3 separate regions of the Mus musculus genome follow, and all the other regions are linked to region 3. Evidence: chromatin loops called from intact Hi-C (ENCODE). Cell type or tissue: gastrocnemius. All regions are shown on one strand. Region 1 has its middle 26 kb from the start of A930033H14Rik. Region 2 has its middle 29 kb from the start of Gm33035. Region 3 has its middle 7.1 kb from the start of 4930423B08Rik.

What was found. Peaks named below come from ENCODE experiments on the same cell type or tissue, not always from the same donor. Only the 100,000 strongest peaks of a DNase experiment are listed, where the experiment ranks them.
Region 1: a loop joins it to region 3, with 4 times the contacts of the local background. A loop is called at or near these places in 12 of 42 quality-filtered maps.
Region 2: it touches region 3 in a loop (4-fold over the local background); 6 of 42 quality-filtered maps call a loop at or near these places.

Annotation. Positions count from the first base shown.
Region 1 is chr10:69,183,013-69,191,012 of GRCm38, reverse strand. It overlaps a transcript of Rhobtb1 not described here. Among named protein-coding and RNA genes, the nearest start is that of A930033H14Rik, 26 kb to the left of the region's middle. In gastrocnemius, a CTCF peak has its summit at 4,606 (motif pointing left); DNase peaks (open chromatin) are centred at 4,588 and 4,908; H3K4me3 peaks cover 913 bases; H3K27ac peaks cover 1,823 bases.
Region 2 is chr10:69,000,729-69,008,728 of GRCm38, reverse strand. No RefSeq gene overlaps it. Among named protein-coding and RNA genes, the nearest start is that of Gm33035, 29 kb to the left of the region's middle. In gastrocnemius, a CTCF peak has its summit at 3,057; a DNase peak (open chromatin) is centred at 3,060.
Region 3 is chr10:69,317,162-69,325,161 of GRCm38, reverse strand. No RefSeq gene overlaps it. Among named protein-coding and RNA genes, the nearest start is that of 4930423B08Rik, 7.1 kb to the left of the region's middle. In gastrocnemius, a CTCF peak has its summit at 3,703 (motif pointing right); a DNase peak (open chromatin) is centred at 3,732; H3K4me3 peaks cover 751 bases; H3K27ac peaks cover 1,410 bases.

The DNA of each region.
Region 1 (8,000 bases), 130 kb after region 3:
CTATTGGGTTCCAAAGTGCTGTGAAGATAAACAGAGACTAGAAAAAACAATTTGTTCTGATGGGGGGGGGGGGATGGGGAGGTGTGGAAAGTTTTGAAATTTCTTCTCTCACAGCACTCTCGCAGGTGGCACAGTAAGATGCCTGCTAATTTTAGCAGGAAGAGAATCAGAAGGGCAGGCATTCTTGGGAGGGTTAATCTTGGTAACACACCCACGATTTCATTACCACGTGTAAAAGGATACGACGGTGTTTCTTAGTGTCTGGGGTACCAAGGAAGACATTGCATTAAATGATGCTTCGGCAGACTCTGTAGAATGCAGCCGATGTGGCAACTCAAAACCCTTATTGATTGTGCCGGGACTATAATCAAATGGTATGTTTACACGAGTCACACCACAGGAGTCCAATGCCTAGAGTCAAGAGGTGGTTTTGCCAGTTATAAATCAGCTTTCTCACAGGGACAAAAATGAATGACTGGGTTTCCTCTCAAGAGTTGTGTTCATAGCCTCTATTTGAGAGATTTTTGGACTATCTAGTTGGAATGAGTATTGATAATAGAAATGCCCAGGGAAGCCTGGAGTAGTGGTGCATGCCTTTAATCCCAGCAGTTGGGAACCAGAGGCAGATGGAGCTCTGTGAATTTGAGGCCAGCCTGGTCTACTTAGTGATTTCTGGGACAGCCAGGGATACACAGAGAAGCTGTCTCAACAAACAAACAAACAAACAAACATCCTCAGAGAAAGGTTTTATTATATTCCTTTTAGATTATACCCAAAGCTTTATTTCTATGAAACTACAGTTCAAGTCACCTTGAACTACAGTTCAAGGGTTACAGGTGACTGGTATATTCTGTAGCATTCTCCCACCCCCATCACCCGCTTTGATGCCAGCAGGAATTGTTCCTTGGCTGCCACTCCATTAGTTTCTATCTCTAATATCTGTTGTCCTACCAGGAAGATTCTCCATCACCATTCTGGCTAGGAAGGGTGGTGGTCATTGGCCAACTCCTGTATATATTGCTTCCTTAATTGTACAATGACTTGGGCTTGGGTGGTGGGTAGGGTCACCACTACCAACTGTCCAGTCTCCAGAAGCAACTGTACTTTACCCAACTTCCCTTTGTCTTCCAATCTCAAGCCACTCAAGGAAACAGGTATGAGTCTGTTGCTCTTCAATGGGGCCTGGGGCTTCTGGGGTGATCAAGGTTGGCTCGGTAGAATTGATATGCAAATGACTCTCAGAACAGAGAGGCCTCAACCTCACCAGAAACAGGTGAGAAATTTTATGATGAAACAGCATACCAAGACAGTAGCCCACTGGGGCTTTAAAAGAGGATGGTCCGAGGAGGAAACCCCAGAGAATAACACTGAAAAGGTTTTCGGTGGCTCTGTATTCATTTGCATGGAAGGAGATGCCACCCTTAGGAGCTCTCCTCTACAAAAGCCAGCCTCTATTAACTATGTGTTAGCTACATTGCCAGGCACAGAGCAATGGCACTATTGAGTGTATTTTACACCACCATGTAAGCTGCACAAGAGGTTGGTTGGTGTAATAAAGTCAACGCAAAGGTGTAGTCATCGTGGTCTCAGGAGATTCTTTAGACCTGGTTCCAGGGTGAGAAAGTTTGCTGGGGAACCAGTTAGGGTAGTTTTCAGATTCTGTGCTCCTTACAAGTTTGCCCAGGCTCTTGAATTCTGAAAGACAGACACCACAGCATCTACTTGTGCTCAAACGCATTGCCTTGTGGGAGAGAACACTTTCATATGCTATGGGTTTTAAGCAAGATGGTCCACTTTTCTATTCTTGTCTTCTTGTCATGTTACTAAATGCAACAAAAACATATGATGCTCTTAAAGGGACTGCCCACACTCCTGTTTTGGCTGGACTGTCATGAAAATGATTAAATGAGCCATAAACAAGAAAATAACTGCAGATTATACCACTACCATGAGGCTAGTGACCTGGACCAAACTTAAAGGGACCTGCTTATCTGGTGATGTCCAATTGGACCCCTCCCAACTGAAAAAGCGTTACCGTCTTAGAACAGACAATGCACTGGAGTATGGACAGTGATGATATTATGCCTGGGGATAGAGAAGTGATGGTTTCATGGCAGCCACTTGAAGTCACAAGTATAAAACACAGTCAGTGCACTGACTAAAATCCACATCAGCTTGTATACAGCAACTGGAGTGCCCACCATTCCCTGCTCCCTGTCCCGGAAGAGGTTTCTTTGTGTGTGCGCGCACATGCGCAGGAGCGTGTGGAGGAGGGCATCAGACTCCTCAGAGCTGGACTTAGAGGAGGATGTGAGCTGCTTTTGCATGGTCTTTATTCAAAGCACGTTGTGTCATATTTCAGATGCAATACCCACACTTTAGGAAGAATCAAGCTCTCCAATATTTTTTCTCCTCTAAAAAAAGGAAATGCAAGAGATCTAGAGGTCTAGAGAGGTGCCTCCGCCATTAAGAGCACTGGTTGCTCTTTTGGGGGACCCAAGCACCCATATCTGTCAGCCCCTAGTCATCTTTAACTCCAGCCTCTCAGAGTCAATTCCCTCTACTGGCCTCTGAGGACGTGCACACACCAATTATAAAATAGATCTTAAATAATAGATCTGGGCCTTTTTCGGTTATAATTTTGTTTTTATTTAAAGAAGTGTTCCTTCTAGAAGTATTTAAAGGCTTCTCGTTTGGCCAATTTGGGGTAAGTATGATCTCTTTTATGGTTTCTGGGGTGATGATTCATATCTAGACTCCAGCTCTGTGGTAAGGGAGACTGCCCGGAGCTCAAGTCCATAGGAATTTCCAGACTACTCTGGGCTATAGACTAAGACCTTGTGTCAAAGCAAAATAGAATGAAACAACACCAAAAACAAGGGTAAACAATAATCCACAGCTCCACTTGTTACAGTTTGTCCCCTTCCCGTAAATATCACAAATATCACACTGTCCACACTGGGATTCCGTTTCTTTGACTCCTCAGAGTTAGAGCCACTAAAAGAGGCACCTGTTCCAAGGGGCTGGGCGGTATCATTCTCAACATAGCACTAGGCCACCACAAACACTTACCAGCCAGGGTGTTGCAGCTGCGAACATTTCCTAGCATATACATAAAGTTCTGACTGTGACATGGATTGCAACTTGGTATGCAGTATCTGAATGTTCCCACGTCACTTGTCAGACATGTAATCTCCAGCCACAAGATGCACAGACAATCTATCTTGTGGAGACAGGACACAGCACTGGATTTGAGGAAAAGCTATGATAGGAACATCCTCAAATCCACTCAGGGATGTGTGGAGAGATGGTTTTCACTGCCCTGAATTTTGTGTACAAACCCACCCTTCTCAGCCCACATCTGTCAAGACCAGTTCAGATCTGACATCACGCAACCCTTTTGTAGCATATGTGTGGTTTCCTTCTTGCCCTTAATTTCACAGCAGGAAAAAGAATAAAGTCCGTTCAGCAAACAACTTAAACACAGCCAGAGAGATCCCGGAAGATAAATTCACAAGGATCATGGGAAGCTCTTGAGGTACCCTTGCAAACAAACAAACAAACAAACAACAAACAAACAAACAAAAAACCTGCCACCTTGTAAAAGTTGTGTCCTTTGAATAAAAATGTCTCTGAGCAGAAACGAAATATTTAAAGAACAGTGTTAAGACCTCAGCATCTGAAAATTGTACACTCAGGTTCTCGCCTTCATCTTTCTGGGATGCACCCTGTGCTGGTTTGCCACCACCACAACAGGAAGCCCTGTGCACTACCAGAATTGGATGCTGTTCGGAGCTGTGTCTCCCCAGATTGCCATGCTTTACATCGTAAAAGGAACATTTTAAAATTAACGTTGCCACTTACAATCTCCAAATCGAATAGCCATCCTCCGTATATCAAGTCAGTCTGCTACCCTTTCTAGACTAAGCCACCTACCCTTATTTCTTTGTCCTATTCCTTACTAAATCTACCATCAAACCAATTCTTCCATACGTAGTAACCTCAGAGTGAGAACAAGCATGGATAGAGACTTGGCAATGCCTGGAATAGTTTTGATTTCTCCATAAAGGGCAGAAGCTTTGACTTCTTGCTTTCAAGCATCTATATTCTCTACACGCCCACAGGCACAGGGTCACCTGAACCAGTGGCTCTCAGCCTTCGAATGCTGCGTGACCCTTCAATACAGTGCCTCATTTTGTGGTGACCTCCAACCATGAAATTATTTTCATTGCTACTTTGTAACTGTAATTTTGTTGCTGCTGTGGAATGTACCATAAATATCTGGGGTTTCTGATGGTCCTAGGCAACCTCAGTGAGAGGGTGGGAGACCCACAGGTTGAGAAGCACCGGCCTAGGCTATGTGTGTACAGGTCATATATAGAAAGACAAAATGTAAACCTCATATAATTCCATCCCAAACGTTGTGAAATGAACTCTTATTTTGTTTTCTCAGGTTTAGTGGGTTTTCTAGATAGACACAACGGGATAGAAATGATCACACCACTGACAACTTGAAGGAAGCAGTTGCAGGACCTAAGCAGTGGACAGACTGGCGCCAAAGGGTTAGATCCTGGCCTGTGTTTTGGGCCACTGCTGCCCTCTAGGGGACATGTGTGAAATGAGTCAAGTTTCTAGAAAAAAAAAAAAAAAAAAATCAAGACCGAAAATCATTCTATCCCGTCAGCTTTTATGAAAGAAGACAACTAAAAACTCATCAAAACAGGTTCGTGGATTATCTATACGAATGACACAGAAAACAATCCCACAATCCCTCCAGACACGCGCTTTCCCGGGCCATCTGACTGAGACTCACTCTTTGAGAGAAATGCCTTTTTTTTTTTTTTTTTTTTTTTTTTTTTTTTTTTTGTCAAGCCTGGTTCTCCGCAGTATTTTGAGCCTGTTATTTCTTGTCCTGCCAGGGAGCAGCTGCGGACTATGACTAATGTGTTACTCACTGTTTATACGTTCAGCTCTTAGCTTCCAGGGCCCCAGAAACCAGAAACTCCGGCTCCTTCCCTTTTTATGAAGTCAGTTCGTTCCGAGGAAAATATGCAAACATTTCACCAGTTGCCAAATTGATACTTATTTCTGGGCAAGGAGCGTCACTAATTTCACGCATAGGGAAAACATTAACTCATGGTGTTTTTTTTTTTTTTTTTTTAAACACTTGGAAAACTAGGGATACTATCTGCTCTTTTCTTCCTAGATTTCTTAATAATAATTAAAACTTCTATGTGTATGAGTATTTTGTCTCTATACAGCACTTCTATGCCTGGTGTCCCAGAGGACAGAAGAGGGCACTGGATCCCCTGGAACTGGAGTCATGGTTTGTGACCCACCATGTGGGTGCTGGAAACAGAAACCACGGGGCTTTCTGAGGGATCAAAAGGTGCTCTTCAGGCTAAGCTGCTTCTCCAGCCCCCCCTCCCCCAAATCTTGGCCTTAGCGGAGAGTTTAAATGACTCACAGAACTCAAACTTCCCTGTTTGGGGGATAATTTCATGACTTCAGGAAAAGCAGGCTTGTTTCAGTACATCTATCGCCCATCCATTAAGCATTTGCTGAGCTTGTCGTTGCTCAGCAAACACCATGTCAAGGGTGCCAAGCATGTAGGAGAACCCGAGCATACAGGAGAAAGAAGGTACCATTTAGGAAGCCTGGATCTTTGGTCTTTAAGTTGATTTGAAAGTAATAAACGGATTCAACAGAAACCACACTTTTTTTGAACCTTTGTGTTTTTCACAACACAACATTCAATGCTCTTTCGTAATGGCAGGCATCGGCAGTGTGGAGGCCAGTCAGTAGTGGGTAATGGCAGTCAAGCACTATGCTGCACAGTACCGAGTGGGTGTGGTGGTTTGAATATGCTTGGCCCATGGGAAGTGGCACTATGAGGAGGTGTGGCCTGGCTGGTGGAAGTACATCACTGTGTAGGTGGGCTTTGAGGTCTCCTAGCCTTCATGCTCCACTCAGTGCAGAAGAGACCCTACTCCTGGCTGCCTACAAAAGAATCCAGGGCTGCCTGCTGATCAGATAGAGATGTAGAACTCCCGGCTCCCCCAGCACCATGTCTACCTGGATGCTGCCATGCTTCCACAGTGATGATAATGGGCTGAACCTCTAAAACCATAAGCCAGCCCCAGTTAAATATTTGCCTTTGTAAGGGCTGCCTTGATCATATGTCTCTTAACCGCAATAAAACCCAAACTAAGACCGTTGGGAAGCCGTGAGATTCAAGTGTGTTCGCATGCATGTGTGCTGATGGAGGCCCTGGATTATTATGGGGTGTCTTCTGCCATGGCTCTCCACCTTGTTTTTTGAGACAGGGTTTCTCACTGCACTTGAAGTTCGGTGCTCTAGGCTAGGCTGTCTGGCCATGAAGCCCCATCTCTTCAGCGCTAGGAAAAACAGGCACCGTAGTCATGCCTGGATTTTGCATAGGTATTGGGAGCTGAACTTGGTAAGCATTTTACTGAGCCATCTCCTTATCTTTAAATGCACTTGGACCTACATTATTTTCAACTTAAGCCAAGGGCATCACATTTTACTCCTGTACATTTCATGGGATCCAGTAAGTATTGTTGAAACAACTTGTTTTACGTCTATAATCTACTCGGCTTCAAGAATTCTGAGAATAAATACAATTGTGGGACTGGAGAGATGGCTCAGTGGTTAAGAGCACTGACTGCTCTTCCAGAGGTCCTGAGTTCAATTTCCAACAACCTTATGGTGTCTCACAACCATCTGTAATGGGACCTGATGCCCTTTTCTGGTGTGTCTGAAGAGAGCTACAGTGTACTCATGTAAAGTAAGTAAATAAATAAATAAATAAATCTCTAAAAAAAAATACAATTGCTTTTTTTTTTTTTTTTGTACTGCTAGGATCCAGAATGATTGATTCTTTGTTATCTATTAGTAGTCCTTTTGGTGAGTATTATTATCCCAGGTTTATAGATGATGAACAGCATGACTGACTTAGGGAGGATTATTACTACTGTGATAAAACACTCCGGGAGGACAGGGCTCATTTGACTTCCAAATCACAATTCATCATCATAGGCAGTCAGGACAGGAACTCAAACAGGACAGGAACCTGGAGGCAGGAGCTGATGCAGAAGCCATGGAGGGATGCTGCTTTCTGGCTTGCTCCCCATGGCTTGGTCAGCCTTCTTTCCTATAGGACCCAGGCCCAGGGATGGCACCACCCACAATGGCTCCAGCCCTTCCCGTTTATTGCTAATCAAGAACATGCCTTGCATGCCTGCCTACAACCCAATCTGTGGAGGGAGGCATTTTTGCAACTGAGGCTCTCTCCTCTCTGATGACTTTAGTTTGTGACAAGTTGAAATAAAACTAGCCCAAACAACTGGCTCCTTGTCAATTTGACACTTATAAGCACATCGCCTTACAGTTAGAACCTTTCCTTTCTCATGTATCCCCAAGATGGTACGGTAATGTTGACATCCCATAAATAACTTTAAAGATTCCCACAGAATTTTTACAAATTCAAACATTTTAGAGCTTCAGTCTCTTTAAAATGTCCAATCTCTCTAAAAATTCAACAGTTTCTTTTAAAATCTCAGCTGTGGGCTCCCGTAAAAAATCAAAATTAAATACTGCGTTAGTCAGGGTTCTCTAGAGTCACAGAACTTATGGAACGTCTCCATATATTAAGAGAATTTATTGGAATGACTTACAGTCTGCAGTCCAACTAGCCCAACAATGGGCAGCGGTGAATGGGAAGTCCAAGGATCTCGTAGCTGCTCAGTCTGTGAGGTTAGGTGCTTCAGCTGCTCTTCTGTATAAGCTGGAAACGTGAATAGGTAGGTTCCAACAGAGTTGCTGCCTAGTACGTGCAAGCAGACAAGGAAGAACGACTCTTTCTTCTTTTAATGTCCTTATGTAGGCCTCCAAGAGAAGGTTAATCTGAGGTAACTCAGATTAAAGGTGTTTATGCCTGAATTTGGAACTTGCTTTGTCCCAGGCTGGCCTTGAACTCA
Region 2 (8,000 bases), 320 kb after region 3:
CTTCAGCAGCCATCAACCTTGCTTTAGCTTTCCAGCAAGTCTTCCTCTTAGGCTTTCGGGAGTCACTTCCAAAGCAAAATCAACCTGTGCAGCCCCGAGACAGGCTGAAGATCCTCTCCGGGATCAGCTCCGTAAGCAGCAAGAGTGTCCCAATCTGCTCAGAGATTTCAAGCTCCCTCCCCTTCTGTTAACCGTAGATTCTTTCCTCATACAATACAGTCTGGATGGATCCAGTTTCCCCTCCTTCTGCTCCCAGTTCCTCTGCACCTTCCCTCTTGTCTGGATCGACCCTCCCCTTTGTGTCTCTAACTAGAAGAGAACAGGCTCCTTAGAGATACCAACCACACATAAGAAAATAAAACAAAAACCATCATGTCGAAAGTTGGACAAGGCAAGCCAACAGACAAAAGAGGCCAAGAGACGGCACAAAGATCCCTTACCTGCTCAGGAGTCCCTTAGCAGTACTAGTTGAACGCTATCTCTCGTGCATATGCAGAGGACCTGGAGTAGACCCATGCAGGCCCTGTTCCTGATGCTTCAGTCTCTGTGAACTCATTTGAGCTTTGCTCAGTTGTTTTAGAAGGTCCTGTTCTCCTGGTGTCCTCTGTTCCCACCCCCACCCCCACCCCATCTCTTACTACCCTCTCCTCTTCTGAGTTCTGACGGGAGGGATTGATGGAGACATTTCTTTGGGAGCTGTGCGTTCCAAGATTGGTTAGTCTGTCTATATGTCTCGTTCTTTGTTTCAGTGTCTCTGTCTCTCTGTCTCTGACTCTGTCTCTGTCTCTCTCTCTCTCTCTGTCTCTCTGTCTCTCTCTCTCTCTGTATAACGTCTGGCTGTGGGTATCTATATTTCTTTCCGTCTGCTGAAGGAGGATTCCTCTATAGCTGAATAAGGCATTGTATTTAAGGATATAGCAGGATATCATTAGAGTCATTTCATTGTTACTTAAAAACAAACAAACAAACAAACAAACAAACAAACAGTAGTATTTGGTTTTACCCTAGGTCCAGGTTATCTAGATTCCTATTCTTGGTCACCCAAGCAGTGTCAGGTCTGGGTTTCATCTCATGGAGTGAGTGGATCTTCCACCAGATTAGACATGGTTGGTCTCTCCCACAAGCTTTGTGCCACCATTGCCCTGGCAGATCTTGGAGGCAAGAACAGAGTGTAGATAGAAGAGTTTGTGCTGTGTTGGTTTTTGCCTTTCTCCTTTGTGAGCCTGTAGAGAACCTTCCCATGGCATAAACACTAGAACACAGTGGTGAGGGTCGTATGTAAGCAACAGCTTGGCCTCTTCATGTTCAAGAGCCGCATGGTGGTGTTCTCAGCAATGGGCTCACTGTCCATTGATGACTCCAACTTCCTCTGCCCCTCATGCCCATGATGGAAAAGGCCAGCAGCAAAGTAACCCTGAATCCCAGCTTTCTTTATGGCACAGTCCTTTGTCCTTCTGGCTCCTCCCCAACTCTCACAGCTGATCACTTTCTTCAACTAAGCCTGGCAAGCGACTTCCCCAAACATATTTTGATCAGTGTTAGAGAGAATGAAGATTAACTACAAGTGGCTTCCTTCCTTCAAAAAGACCATTAGAGTGTGAGGGTCCTGTCCTTCCTCCCTCCTTCCCACCCCCTTTCCTTCCCTTTCTCCCTTGCTCTGCCTCTGTCTTTCTGTCCTCTCCTTTTTCACCTCCCCCATCCCCTTTAATCCTGCAACAGGTCCTTGCTGTGTTGAAGTCAGGGATGGCTCTCAAGGTAGAAATGGGAGTTCAGCAGTAGATGATGCCTCATATGAGGTTCTGAAATGCCAAGACTGAAATATCAAGGCTGTGGTGTTGGTCCCTGGTGCCAGCTCTTGCCCTGCAAAAATGACAAGAGTGTCTCTAACTTCTGGTTTCCCTTCTGGGGAAAGAATTGGGTGTGTTCCCCAAGGTGAAGCTGCAAGACAATGTTTCCACAGCTTGATCTGTTGACTTCATTCTCTGAGTTATTTCATACTGTAACATTAAAGTATGGGCATACATACATTGATATGTATAATAATAGTAAAAGATTACTTAAGAGTATACTTTGAAGTATACACACTGACATTAGTATATCTATACCATGTAATTGTTACATAGTTGTGGAAATACATGAGTAGATTTATACATAATTCTAAGTTTTGCAAAATGTTTACCATGCTGATGATCCTGGAACAACCTCCTTGAAGACTCCAGTATTTTAGAATGCCTCGTTTGGTCTGCTGGTATTTTAGAAGATAGGGATGGTTTTGTTTTTCAATTTTTCATTCTTAAAATCTGATCCTTTAGGACTGGAGAGATGGCTCAGCGGTTAAGAGCACTGACTGCTCTTCCAAAGGTCCTAAGTTCAAATCCCAGCAACCATATGGTGGCTCACAACCATCTGTAATGAGATCTGATGCCCTCTTCTGTTGTGTCTAAAGACAGCTACAGTGTAGTCATATACATAAAATATGTAAATAAATCTTAAAAATACAAAATCTGATCCTTTAGTGGGTGTCTCTTCCCTTTGCTGCCATTGGTGAGATGTTTTTTTGTTTTGTTGTTTCACAATCAATAATAGCTCCTCTCCATGCTGATAACTTGCGACTTTGCTTTTAAAGCCTTTTATTTTGACTTCAGAATCTGTTTCAAATTACTAATTTGAAATCCATAAATCTAAATTTGTGAAATTTCACAGAGTCTTAGAACATGGAATTAAAAAAGAAAACCCAGTTAACATAAAATTTGGTAAGTTTTCTCCACGAAAGGAACAAAGCCATTTTTTTTTTTAGAACTTTAGAAACCTGAATTTTTATTTTCATTTTTTTAGGAATTGTGGTTAGTCAATGCCAGTATATCAAAGGTGCACTTTGTCACAGTGACCATAAATATTTCTGTAGGGACTTAGATGACCTCACTTCTGTCCAGGCTGGAATACCTAGAGATTCCAAGCTGCCTGAAGATTGCAAAGTGGAATTTTCCTCTGGTGGGTTTTGCTCTCTCCTGCCTGCCTGCCTGCCTCTACAGTCATGGTGCAACACCGAGCTTCACCGATAGGTGGCGCTGCTCAACACACGATTTATTCAGATGTGAAACAATCCTGATTTGTGGGTTTGAGTTTCTGAAATCTAATGAATTCAACACTGTGTCCTTTCAGAAAGACAGAAATATTCAGCATTAAGTTTCCACATCTGAGGAATCCCATGATGGTGGGGGCAGGGCCAGGGGGAGGGAAAAGGAAAGTGGGGGAGGGTCAGGGTCTGGGTCAGGGTCAGGGTCAAGGTAAGGGCGAATGAGAGGGTTGAGAGGGTCAGGGTTACGGGGAGGGTCAGGGTCAGGGTCAGGGGAGGGTCAGGAGCAGGAGCAGGAGCAGGGTCAGGGACAGCTGTGATTAACTGTCTGCTTTCAGGGCCTTGGTGACTCCCCTTCACCACGCCCATCAGATACTTATTTTCTTTACTGGCGTCCTGGCTCAAAACATGCCCCCCTCCCGCTCCAACTTTATTTTATTTTATTTTATTTTTAAAAGCTTGGTCAGATCACATCTATGAGGTCTGCTGTGTGTCCTGTGACCCGGGCATTCAGTAGAGCAGAGACAGTTAGACAAAAGGAGGGAATCTAAGGTTCTCCTTGAGGGTTTAAGATCTTGAGTCAATTTTCTTCCTGTTGGTAACAGAGACTTGTGACCCTCGGCTAGAATGAATGTCTCTGAAGGGTTGTTTGCATTAACTGCTTATTAATTTGTTTATCTATTTATTTGTATTTATTTATTTTTTAAACTGTGGGAGGTTTGAACCTGTGTTATTCACATAGACCAGGTCATGACCTCTCTCTCTTCAGATGCAGTTGTGCTCTGTCCACATTTGTTTTGCCCTGTTCCATCCACACTGCTTCAGCAGATCTGGTGGTCACCCTGTCAGGGAATTTTGAGGTAAACACTAGATGTCTTACCATCTCCCCTTATGCTAATGTAATCTAAGGTCTAATTTTTAGTGATAGTTGGATGAGAATAAAAAGTACTATTTTCTAATGTCAATTAGTGTGCAGTCAGTGTTCAGCATCCCCATATTCTGCAAACATCCTGTCTCTTTCTTTTCCTTTTTAAAAAATTAGATTCAAAAGACACTATGTGTCACCTTTGATTGCTGAACTTCATCAGACAACAGTTTGAAACAGTTTTCTCCTTTCTATACTTTCCCCTGTCTTTAAAATATACATGTATATATTAATATGCAAATATAAAAATAAATATATATATATGTGTAGCTACATGTAAATATATAATAAAATATGTATTTAAAATATTTTTTAAATTGATTTCACATGTATGGATGTTTTACCTGTTGTACACCTCTGTACCATGTGCATGTAGTTACTCCTGGGAACCAGAAGAGGGCGTCAGATCTCTCCATAACTTGTGTTCTGAATGGTTGTGAGTCAGCCTATGGGTGCTGGGAATCGAACCCTGGTCCTCTTAGAAGAGACATCCGTGATCTTAACCACTGAGCCACCTCTCCAGTCCTTGGCCCCTCCTTTACTTTTAAACATGTGCTAAAAGCAATGGCCCTGGAACAGAGCCTTTTGCACTAAGCTGTTCTATCCCTGTGAACTCTGGCAGAATCTTGTGTTTTCTATAGTCAGGAGTCTACATCTGGATGCTAGATCATGGTCAAGATAACAATTTTAAAAAATATTTATTTATGTTGTGTGAGCACCCGTGGAGGCCAAAAGAGGCCAAGACCCCAGGGAGTTGCAAGTCACCCAATGTGGGTGAGTCAGAAACTTAGTCAGGAGATGCATAGAGGAATACACAATTCAAGGATGACCCTGTACAATTCTTGGGTGAAATGTCAGGGTAAAAGGGTTTGCTTCCATGCGTGATGACCTGAGTTCAATCCTCGGTGGGCTGGGCTATCAGGTAACTGTGGGGAGGAGCATACCTGGCTATAGTCAGGTAACTGTGGGGTGGAGTCTAGCCAGAATGCCAGGAGCTTGGGACATTGTCTGCATGACTGATAGTCACACACCTCTCCTGTGGAGACTGTGGGGGCAGTAACTTCGACAGGAGCCAGGGGTCCAGGAGGGGTATCCCATGTAGGTGGAAATCACCACCCATTGGGACCCCCAGGCTTTAAGACCTATGCTCGACTGGAGACCAGGCTGTCTGTGCACAGCCCACTGCCCCACATGTGGGTACTGGGATGGTGCCCACAGTTCACTTTGATGCCATACGACATGTTTATTTAATTGCCAGTGGAGGGATGGCTTTATCGTTCCACTGTCAGGAGTGTATTTTATAGCATAACAAATACAAATCAAAAAGCAGCCTATGTTTTAAAAATGTATGGTAATTATGTAAAGCCAACTTCACCCGAATCTCTGCATTTACAAGAGTGTAAATCTCACAAAAGCAGCGCGAGTTTCCACGGGCTTACATGTTTTATGCATCCTGAGTCTCAGCGTGGAGAATAAATTCTGATTCGTCATTCCAGAAAAGCTCAAACTTCCTTTCTGCTCTCTGTATAGGAATTGAGAGCAGAAACCCACCCTTAGATGAGAAAGTAGGTAAATAAAGCAACTGGGGTGAGATGTTTGGGAAGGGGAGTCAGAGGCCTTGTCCTTCCTCAGACAGATGCTGAAGGAGGGTAGCACTTTTTGTCAAGGGTGTGGACACTGGTAGGTCCCTCCCCCCACTCCGTGCACACCCATGCGCATATGGGAAGCACAGATGGACACAATGTCTTACAGATCAAATAAATTATAAAAAGAGAGTATGAAGTTGGGAGGGGGATATGAAGAAGTATCTTGGGGTGGAGCTAGGGTTAAAGAGGAAGAGGAGGGTATGATCCAGAGACATTGCCTATGTCTATAAAAATTTAAAAGAAAAAGTAAAAATTAAAAAGGCTGTGGTGCACTGCAAAAGTACCTTAGGCAGTTAGTTGATGAGAATTATTATTTTTTTTATTAGTTTTGATTCTTCAGCAGCTGAACATTTGTCAAGCTACTTAAAATTCTTGCAATTTTTCTTTTAAAAATTGAACAAATGAGCTTATGCATCATCCATCTAATTTTGTATTTTCATCACCATCATCACCACCACCACTGCCATCACCATCATCACCATCGATGGGGGTGGAACCTGGGCCTTCCACACACTAGGGGATTCCTCTGCCTCTGGGCCACACTCCCAGCGCTCCATGTTTATTTAAAATGCTTTCTTCAGTTGTTAGAGCCTCAGGACTCCTCAGGTACTCCCTGGTACTTAGAGTCTGGGCTGGACCTTTCGTTGTTCTCTGCCCTTCTTTTGGTGCCCATGTTGCTGACAGGCTGCTGCGACCGAAAGAGTGGAGGTGGAGCATCCGCCAGTCCAGTTCTGCTTCCATCTTGCTTCCCCCCACCCCGCCCCCTCTTGACCCTGGCTGTTCTTTAATCCTGCCTCACCTTGGAGATGCTAGACAGGTCCCTTACATAGCTTCAGTGTTTGCACCCGGCACTACTTGCAGGACAGGGAAGGGGAGGAGTCTGTAGGTGAGGGGAGGAGACTGTAGACGAGAGGAGGATCCTGTGCTGGATTCAGTGCCACCACTGAGTAGGCCTTGGTCTCCAATACCCATAGCAGCTGCTTCCAGTCTGGCCGTCCTATCTAACATTGTTTTCCTTCCTCCGTTTGCTTTCATCTCAGCTCAGGTCTGTGAACCCAGGCCTCTACACAAGTATGTCTGAGCTAAAGATCCTGTGTTCCATATGTCCTGTGGTCCATCTGTCTTGCACTCAGTCTGTCCTGTGCTCAGTCTGTCCTGTGGTCACTCTGTCCTGCAGTCCCTTGGACCTTGCAGTCCCTTGGACCTTGCCCGACTGGGAAGCATGATCGTAGAGAGATGGGATCCTGCAGATCATGAGGAAAGGTGACCCTGGCCATCGTTAGTTGCTTTAAGTAAATATTGCTTGGATTTGTGACTTTCTTTTTCTCTGTGGCTACAGAGTTCACAGGGTTCAGAGTTTACAGAGCTCAGAGTTCACAAGCCTCTTCCACATGGAGTCCATCCGGGATCACTTGCTCACATTCTGCTTTCCACTTCCTCTGCAGCTGGAGCCAGGCTCTGGGTTAGAGACCCACCATCACTGGTGGAAACACCGGTGAATAGTCTGAGAGCAACTTAGACCTTTGTTCTCCGTGGGAAGTGCTTGTGATTCTGGGTAAGTTAGGATTTCCATTTTGCAAGACAACTCCTTGAGGCAAAATGCTGAAGATCTGAATAAAAGGAATAAAAGGAGAAAATGAGCTGGACTCACACAGAGCGGGAAGCTTGTTCCGGAGCTTGGAAGGTCACGAGGGCTGACAGGCACCATCTAGCCCGATTATTCACTGTTTATTGGTGATTATCAATGATCATCAGTGTTTATCAGTGATTCTGGCCTCCCTGAGCCTCATGTGGTCAAGCCTGGGCTCACATACAGAGACCCACCAGCACAGAGAGCACGTGAAGGAAGAGCTCTCCTTATGCTGCTTCCTCGGGTCCAGAACCTATGAGGAGACACTTGTACTCCTAAACCCCTGGAAATGCCTCTGTCACCCCATCTTCTACTTAGGACCATGGTGCTGGGACTGGGGACCTGTGGCATGCTCTTGTTTCTTCAGTTGTGAGGGGGCGGGAGGGTGTTGTATCAATCTCTACGTTGCCACGTCATCTGTACGACTCCTTGGTTTTCCCCTCGCCTGTATACTCAATTCCTCAGATTAAATTCTACCTGCTAGAAATAGCTAGAGACATTTCTGTGTTCTGAGGGAAACTCAAAAACTGTGTCACTCAGGGCTGGAGTGATGCTCGGTGGTGAAGAGCGCTTGTTGCTCCTACAGAGGGTCTTGATTTGCTTTGGGAGTCCTTCTGTAGTTCCAAAGACATAAAAAGGGGAAATGAAACTTCCTGCTGAGCACTTATCCACGGGTGAGTCCACACATATTAAACAAGTGCACAATTAGTTATTAGAGTCCAG
Region 3 (8,000 bases):
CTGGCTTAATCCATTATCGTCATGATGGGAAACATGGCAGCGTGCAGGCAGACACGGTACTGGAGAAGGAGCTGAGAGTTCTACATCTTGATCTGCAGACAGCAGGAAAGACTATCCACCACATTAGACATAGCTTGAGCACAGGAGACTTCAAAACCTGACCCCATGGTGATACTCTTTCTTCAGCAAGGCCACACCTCCCGATAGTGCCACTCCCTATGGGCCTATGGGGCCATTTTCATTCAAACCACCCCAGTAGGAGGAGGACAAAACCTCATAAAGTTAGTGGTTAGATCTCCCTGTAGTAGAATTTCAACTCCTAGTTTTTAATTTCGGACGCTTCTGGATGAGCAAGTCAGTCTCTTTCTGGTTTTCCTTCCTTGTTTTAAAACGAGGATAAGAATCTTCACACCCAGCAACCGATGTATTACATAGGTTCCTGGTGGTTCAGGCTGCTCTCGGGCCCTCGGGAGGTGAGAGCAAGCAACCACGGGTGGGTCATCTCACACCACTTTTTTTTTTTTAAATCCTAAAACGAACGCAAATATGTTGTTAACCAGAATATAATTTTTTAATCTCTTAAGATTCAAAACAAAACCTCACATGTTGGAGACGGTTGTGTGTTTTCAAGGACGCTGTCGGAATGTGGTCTAGGAACAAAGTTGTGTGAGGGGAATTTTTAGTGCTTGTGAGAACACTCCAAGAAAACAAGTCCCCCCCTCCCCTCCCCCAAAACACAGACTTGTTCTTGGAACGTGTTTTCACGATGCTCCCAGGTGTAGCGGATAGGAGCCGGTTTACTGCAGATCACTCATTATTGCCCGCTGTTGTTAAATATCCTTTATGTGGGATTAAAAAAACATGCTTTTGCCACGTGCAGGTTGTCCTGGTGATTGTCCACAGTCTGAGCTCACGAGAACTTTACTCGTGTGACCTTTTAAACTCTCCGAGTAGAAACAGTCTGAGACTCCGAATACAGTTGACTACTGCAGCAGACTTTGGTTCGCCTCATTCATTGGCTCCATTCTCCCAGGTCCGGCCCTCCTGTAGAGCAGTGACAGACACAACGTAGAGAGAGGACTCAGGCCTGGCCTGAGCGTGGTTCCTTTTCCCATCAGTGGGATTCAGCTTGGAGCATCAGAGTGGGTCTCGCCACTCTGGTTTTTTGGTTTTTTTTTTTTTTTTTTTTTTTTTTTTGTTTTGTTTTTCGAGACAGGGTTTCTCTGTCCTGGAACTCACTTTGTAGACCAGGCTGGCCTCGAACTCAGAAATCCGCCTGCCTCTGCCTCCCGAGTGCTGGGATTAAAGGCGTGCGCCACCACGCCCATCTGGGTCTCGCCACTCTGAGGGAGTTAAAACTGAGGACGGTGTGTTTGAAATGCTTGGATACATTTGTTCCCGCTCATTTATGTACCCACCGTTAGCACCCCTTTCTAACGGTTGACTCTGCACACGAGCAGATGTATATATTCAGTGTATTCCCATCTATTACCTGTAATACAACTCATAAACCCCTGGGTTTTGACAACACGTCTTGGCAATTATTCACATAAACCCACAAGACTTTCTATTTTTATTTTTATTTATTATTATTATTATTATTATTATTATTATTATTATTATTGTGTGTGTTTTTTCAAGACAGGGTTTCTCTGTGTAGCCCTGGCTGTCCTGGTTTGTCTGCCTTACAATGTTCTTTAACATGAGCTCCGTCGATTATCTGCCATTCTGCGGTTAGCTCCTTGGGATGCTCTGTGTCGTTTGCTGTTGCAGATGCTGCTGTATTGAATGACAGTGGCTGTGTGCATCTTCTGCACTATAAATGCCTCTAAGTGGAGCAGCCAGGTTAAAAGCACCTGCAAGCTGGAGAGATGGTTCAATGGCTAAAGAGGGGGTTTTGTAAAGGGCAGTTGTGTGGAGTTTCCCTGAGGTTGCCCGTGTTCATACACGCTTCCACAACTAGCTGCCAGGAATCCCTCCCAGCTTTCTACCTTCTGTAATAAAGATTAGTATTTTCTTAATTAAACAAAAGCCCACAGCTGGGTGTGGTGGCTCACGCCTTTAACCCCAGCACGTGGGAAGTAGAGACAGGCAGATCCCTGAGTTCGAGGCCAGCCTGGTCTCAGAGTGAGTTTCAGGACAGCCAAGACTAAGACAGAGAAACCCTGTCTTGAAAAACCAAAAGCTGGGGGCTGGAGAGATGGCTCAGTGGGTAAGAGCACTGACTGTTCTTCCGAAGGTCCTGAGTTCAAATCCCAGCAACCACATGGTGGTTCACAACCATCCGTAATGAGATCTGACGCCCTCTTCTGGTGTGTCTGAAGTCAGCTACAGTGTACCAACATATAATAATAAATCTTAAAAAAACAAAAAACAAACAAAAAGCTAAACCCAAGCAAGTCAGCATCCCCCAACAAGCAGACATGAGATCTTGTAGAAGCTGCAGAGAATTTAGGTTAAAAGTTATTAATTTTTATGTGTGCATGAAGGTTTTGCCTGCATGTATGTATGTGCACCATGGAAATGCTTGATTCCCAAGGAAGTCAGAAGAGAGCATCAGATTCCTCAGAAATGGAGTCAGAGGTGGTTGTGAGCCACCCCATGGGGGCTCGGTACACAGGTCCTTATCAAGAGCAGTAAGTGATTTTAACCGTTGAGCCATCTCTCCAACCCCTCTCCCATCTAAGGTTTTAATTTATGGTCAGTTAAGAAAAAAAAGGGGGGTGGGGCTGGTGAGATGGCTCAGTGGTTAAGATCAATGACTGCTCTTCTGGAGGTCATGAGTTCAAATCCCAGCGACCACTTGGTGACTCACAATCATCTGTAATGAGAAATAAAGAAAGAACCTCTGGGCTGGAGCAAGTGGGGGGGGGGAGCAAGGTGGAGAAAGGGAAGGGGAGAAAGAAAAAGAAAGAGAAAAATGGGAAAAGGTTAGAAAATAGTTACCAATTATAATGATACACAGAACAGTACATGTTAATATGCATATTGTTTTCTGGGCACAGTTCTGAGTCTATGCATGCTCTTCTACATGAGCTTCACTCCTGACACAAATGTACGTGTGTAGACAGCTACACTCTGATGCATATTTGCCGTTACACACTTGGGGTCACGCCGGGTGTGTCATCTGCCATCCTGTCTTCTCGGTATTGCGTTCATTTCTCCATTATACGGCACGAATTGATGCCTCCTAGTTTATAGACCTTTCCTTTTAAAGTTGGGAACAACGCAAGCAGGTTTGACGCCTACTGATACCCGCTCAGAAGAGGCGGTACTCAGTTAATATTTACCCAGCTCCCCTTAAACACTAAGCAAATCAAGTTAGCGCGAGCCAGTGATTGACACCTTCAAGCCCAGGCTAGTGAGAGAAAGCCTATTTGGCCTTCTTGCTTCCCGTCTCCGTTTTAAGGGGAAAGGTTTGAAAAATTTCCCAGACTTATTACAGACTTAGTTACACAACACTGTTTTTTATGAGGAATTCAATAAAAGCCCAAAGCATAAGTTATGGCCCTTCCTCCGTGCCAGAATGCAGCGGGGTTTATCTTCTCCTACTGGGGCAAAGTTGAATACGTTCCATAAAACCAAACAACCTGAGATCTAGGGTGAATTGAGCCAAATGGTGAATAAAAGGCAAATAAGTAAATCAAGAAATCCTGAGGGGGAAGGACCTGGGCTAGTCGCTCCCGTCCAGCTGAGACGCCGCGCTGCATCTCATCAGTGGCCACAAGATGGCGCTATATCCCCTTTAGTTCCCGACGGTCTTGTAGCTGGCTGGGGGGGTGGGGAACGAACATGGACAGGAAGCCTCAGAGTTCTGTGCGGAAAAGCAACAGTGATTTTTTTTTTTTTTAAACCCCAATTCTGGCATTCAGCCAGGCTAATAAAAAGAAATTCTTTTTAAACCAACAGTATGAATTGAAAAAGGCTTTTAAGAAACATCTGCACAGAGAAACCTCTAACTCTAAAGGAGTCCAGCCTCATATTTATACTGTATAAATTAAAATGGAAAATAAAAGCCCATTTGGGCCAATGTGTGTATTCTCCAGGGCAAGCGAAAAGTACTTGTGAAGTCAGTTCACTTTCCAAATGATGGTATTAAATATAGAGAATATGAGAGCCCAGAACACTCAACACTCAACAGTGTAGGCTTCAAAGTTCAGCCTCCCTAAACAAACACAGTCAACCAAATTTCCCTCACAGGCTCAGTTTCGAGGGTAGAGGAACTATTCATTTTTAACTTTCGGCTTCCCCTGTTGCTTGCATAACATGGCTTCCGGGCATGCGTGGCACACACAGGCAGCTGTGCCCTCCCTGGCCACGGGAGATCGGGAACGGACACCGTCGTCTCTGTCACCATCTGGAGAACTAAAAGTCTCTACAACATCCAAAAATTGATGTTTCTATTTATACCGAAGGTAAGGAGATGCTTTAGAAAGCCAACCCTCAGCTCAATAGCTTACATCAGTTGCCAACTTGACACATCTGGGCAGATGGAAGCTCAGCGGAGTAACTGCCTTCATCGTATTGCCTGTAGCCACGTCTGTGGGACATTTTCTCAATTTCTAATTGATGTAAGAGTGGGTCCCAAGCCCACTGTGAGTGATGCCACCCGTGAGGAGATAGGGATAACTAACTGTACAGGAGCCTAGGGACCAAGGCAGTGTTTCTCCCTGGTCTCTGCATCGGTTTCTGTGTCCAGGTTCCTGCCCTGTGTTCCAGCCTGCCTTGGTGTCCCTCAATGATCGACTGTAGCGCCTGAAGGATGTTATTAAACCCTTTCCTCCCAAGGTGCTTTTGGTCACACAGCACATAAAAGCAAATAAGGACAATCGGATCAAAGCACTGTCTGGATGGTCCCGCTGGCTGACGGCACTGCGTATCCACAGCTTCTGGAGATTAGCGGCATTCCGTAATGTCTACCCACTGACTTCGGCAATGGCTGGCCCAAATCCTGACCTGGGGAATTTGTCTCCATGTGACTGTATTGGGTGCTGGGAATACTCTTGGCTGCCATGTTTTCTAGCTTGTGAACCAAAACAGGGAAAAACTGGTTTCTAGGCAGAGATAAGGCCAGAGTGGTAATGACTTTTCCTTGGATGGCAGCCAGGTGTCAGGACTCAGCTTGTCTTGGTGCTCACAGTCATCAACTTTTGGATTTAGGAAGAGCCTTCGTCCACTTTGCGAATAATGACGTTGATAGCCACAGCGACATATGAGGAGACTTTCCAGAGAGTACCCCGGAGCACAGCCGTTCTGCCCTCTCCTCTCTGCTCCTGTCATTCAACCAGATGCGTATGTTGTAGGATGCTTTCTTTGGTCTTTGGAGTCAGTTGTCCTGCTTATTGAGGGATAATAGAAGTTTTCTAGAAGGTTCTCTAGGAATGCTCTGAAAGACGACTTCTAATATCTGTGCCCAACCCAGGCTACACGAGCGATTTTCAAAATTATTTCCTAAGAACATTGATCCTCCGGGTGTTAGGGGAAAATAATTCACCTTTCATGCCAGAATTCAAGCTGAAAGTAGCATTGTCTCATGAGTACTTATGTTTTTTATAAATAGCACTTATTTTCCAAAGTGAAAATTTTGTTTTACATCATTTCAAAAGATTGACCCTGAATGTGTGTGTCTTAGTTAGGGTTTTACTGCTGTGAACAGACACCATGACCAAGGCAAGTCTTACAAGGACAACATTTATTTGGGGCTGGCTTACAGGTTCAGAGGTTCAGTCCATTCTCATCAAGGTGGGAGCATGGCAGCATCCAGGCAGGCATGGTGCAGGAGGAGCTGCATCTTGATCCAAAGGTAGCCAGAATATATGTGTGTGTGTGTGTGTGTGTGTATATATATATATATATACATACATACACATATATATATATATATATATCCTCAAATTCCCGCCTCCACAATGATAGACTTCCTTTAAGAAGGCCACACCTCCCCCAATAAGGCCACAACTTCTAATAATGCCACTCCCCGTGGGTCAAGCATATTCAAACCACCACAATGTCAAAGGCACAAGTTCCTGGTTGGGGTCCTTGACTGTTTAAATATATATAAAAGAAAAATCCATTTTTTCCCCTCTCAGTCATTTAGTTCCCAACAATAACAACTCTGAGACTAATTATTTGTTAGTAAATGCCTACATCATAAGCTTTGGCTCATTTCCCGAGTAGCTCATAACTTATTTAGTCCATTTAAATTATTTCTACATATACCACATTATTAGTTACCTCTCCTCAGCTTCGTATGTCTAAGTTTGGGCGGTCTCCCCTTTATTCTATCCTGAATTCAGTTCCCTGCTGATTAGTTACCCAGCTTCTTCCTCAGCGTCTGGCTGGTAAATCTTTTATTCTAACCCTACGTTCAGCTCCTTGACTGGTTTTACAGCAGTCCTCTCTGTGTTCCCTGGCGAATCTCTCGCCGCACAGCTCACTATTTCCCAGAATCCTCTCTCTTCCTGCCAGTGTCCCACCTCCTATTTCCGGTCTCAGCTCATTGGCCATCGGCATTTTTTACTGACAGGTGTAGCTTACTACAGAAAAAGCCCGCCGAGGAGCTCTGACCGTGCACCATTTGTTTTTCTCTGCTTTTGACTGTGGATGTAATGTGACCAGCTGCTTCCAGCTACTTTGGATATGACTCCCTACAGTGATGGATACTCAGCTGCAGTTGCGAGCCAGAATAAACCCTTTCTCCCTTAAGTTATTTTTCGTTAGGATATTTTGATCACTAAGACAATTTCCTTTTACCTTGACAAATAGTTTTCTATCTTGTGGATGTACCATGTTTTATTTGCTCACTTCTCAGTTGATGGACCTCTGCTTTCTCTTTGGGCTGTTGTGAAGAAAGCTATGCCAAATACACAGTACAAGTTTTTTTGTGGACACATATTTCTGTTTTCTCTATGTGTGTACTTAGGTGTAGAACTACTGGGCTAAGCATTGTTTTCAATGATAAGCAGTTTTTTTTTTAAGATTTATTTATTACTTATTTTTATGTGAGTACAGTGTCTCTGTCCTCAGACACACCAGAAGAGGGCATCAGGTTCTCATTACAGATGGTTATGAGCCACTATGTGGTTGCTGGGAATTGAACTTAGGTCCTCTGGAAGAGCAGCCAGTGCTCTTAACCGCTGAGCCATCTCTCCAGCCCCCCTCTTCTGAGTGTTCTTAAACTCTTTCTTTCAGTCCTTTTCAGTCATGGACCTTCAGCAGTACAGTACTCTGAAAAAGTATAGACAAGTTTGGCCACCACTTTCTCTTTCTTAGCATTTAACTGAGTCGATCTGAGTTCTTCCTTATGAAGTTGAATACCAGTGTGGAAAGTAGAAAGGGTATTTATTCCATAGTGTGTGTGTTGAACTTATGGTGCTAGGTATGGTGGAAGACTTGGAGGATGAGAGTTGGAGATAGAGGTTTGTTCTGTGGAACTTGTAGCCTCCTGGGGGGAGCTGAGAGACACAGAGATCAGGACTTGGAGACAAAGAGGGCGGGGCAGGCTCGGGAGGGCAAAACCACCAGGCCCAGGGGTAGAACATCGACCAGCCCTTTGGGACTTCCCCTGGATGATTTTATTGGGAAGAAAATAGGTACAATTGAACACTAAGGGACTGTGTTAGTCGGGGTTCTCTAGAGTCACAGAACGTATGGGATGTCTCTCTATATATTAAGGGAATTTATTGGAATGACTTATAGTCTGCAGTCCAACTAACCGAAAATGGGCAGCGGTGAATGGGAAGTCCAAGGATCTCGTAGTTGCTCAGTCCCATGAGGCTAGTGGTTTCAGCTGGTCTTTTGTATAATCCTGGAGAAGTAGGCTCTAACAGATGTGCTGGCAAGTAAGTGCAAGCAGGTGAAGAAGAGGTCACTCTTCTTCCTCCTTCTAGTGTCCTTGTGTAGGCCTCCAGTAGAAGGTTAATCTGAGGTGGCCCAGATTAAAGGGGTGTACCACCATACCTGGATCTGCTTTGGCCCAGGCTAGCCTTGAACTCAAAGAT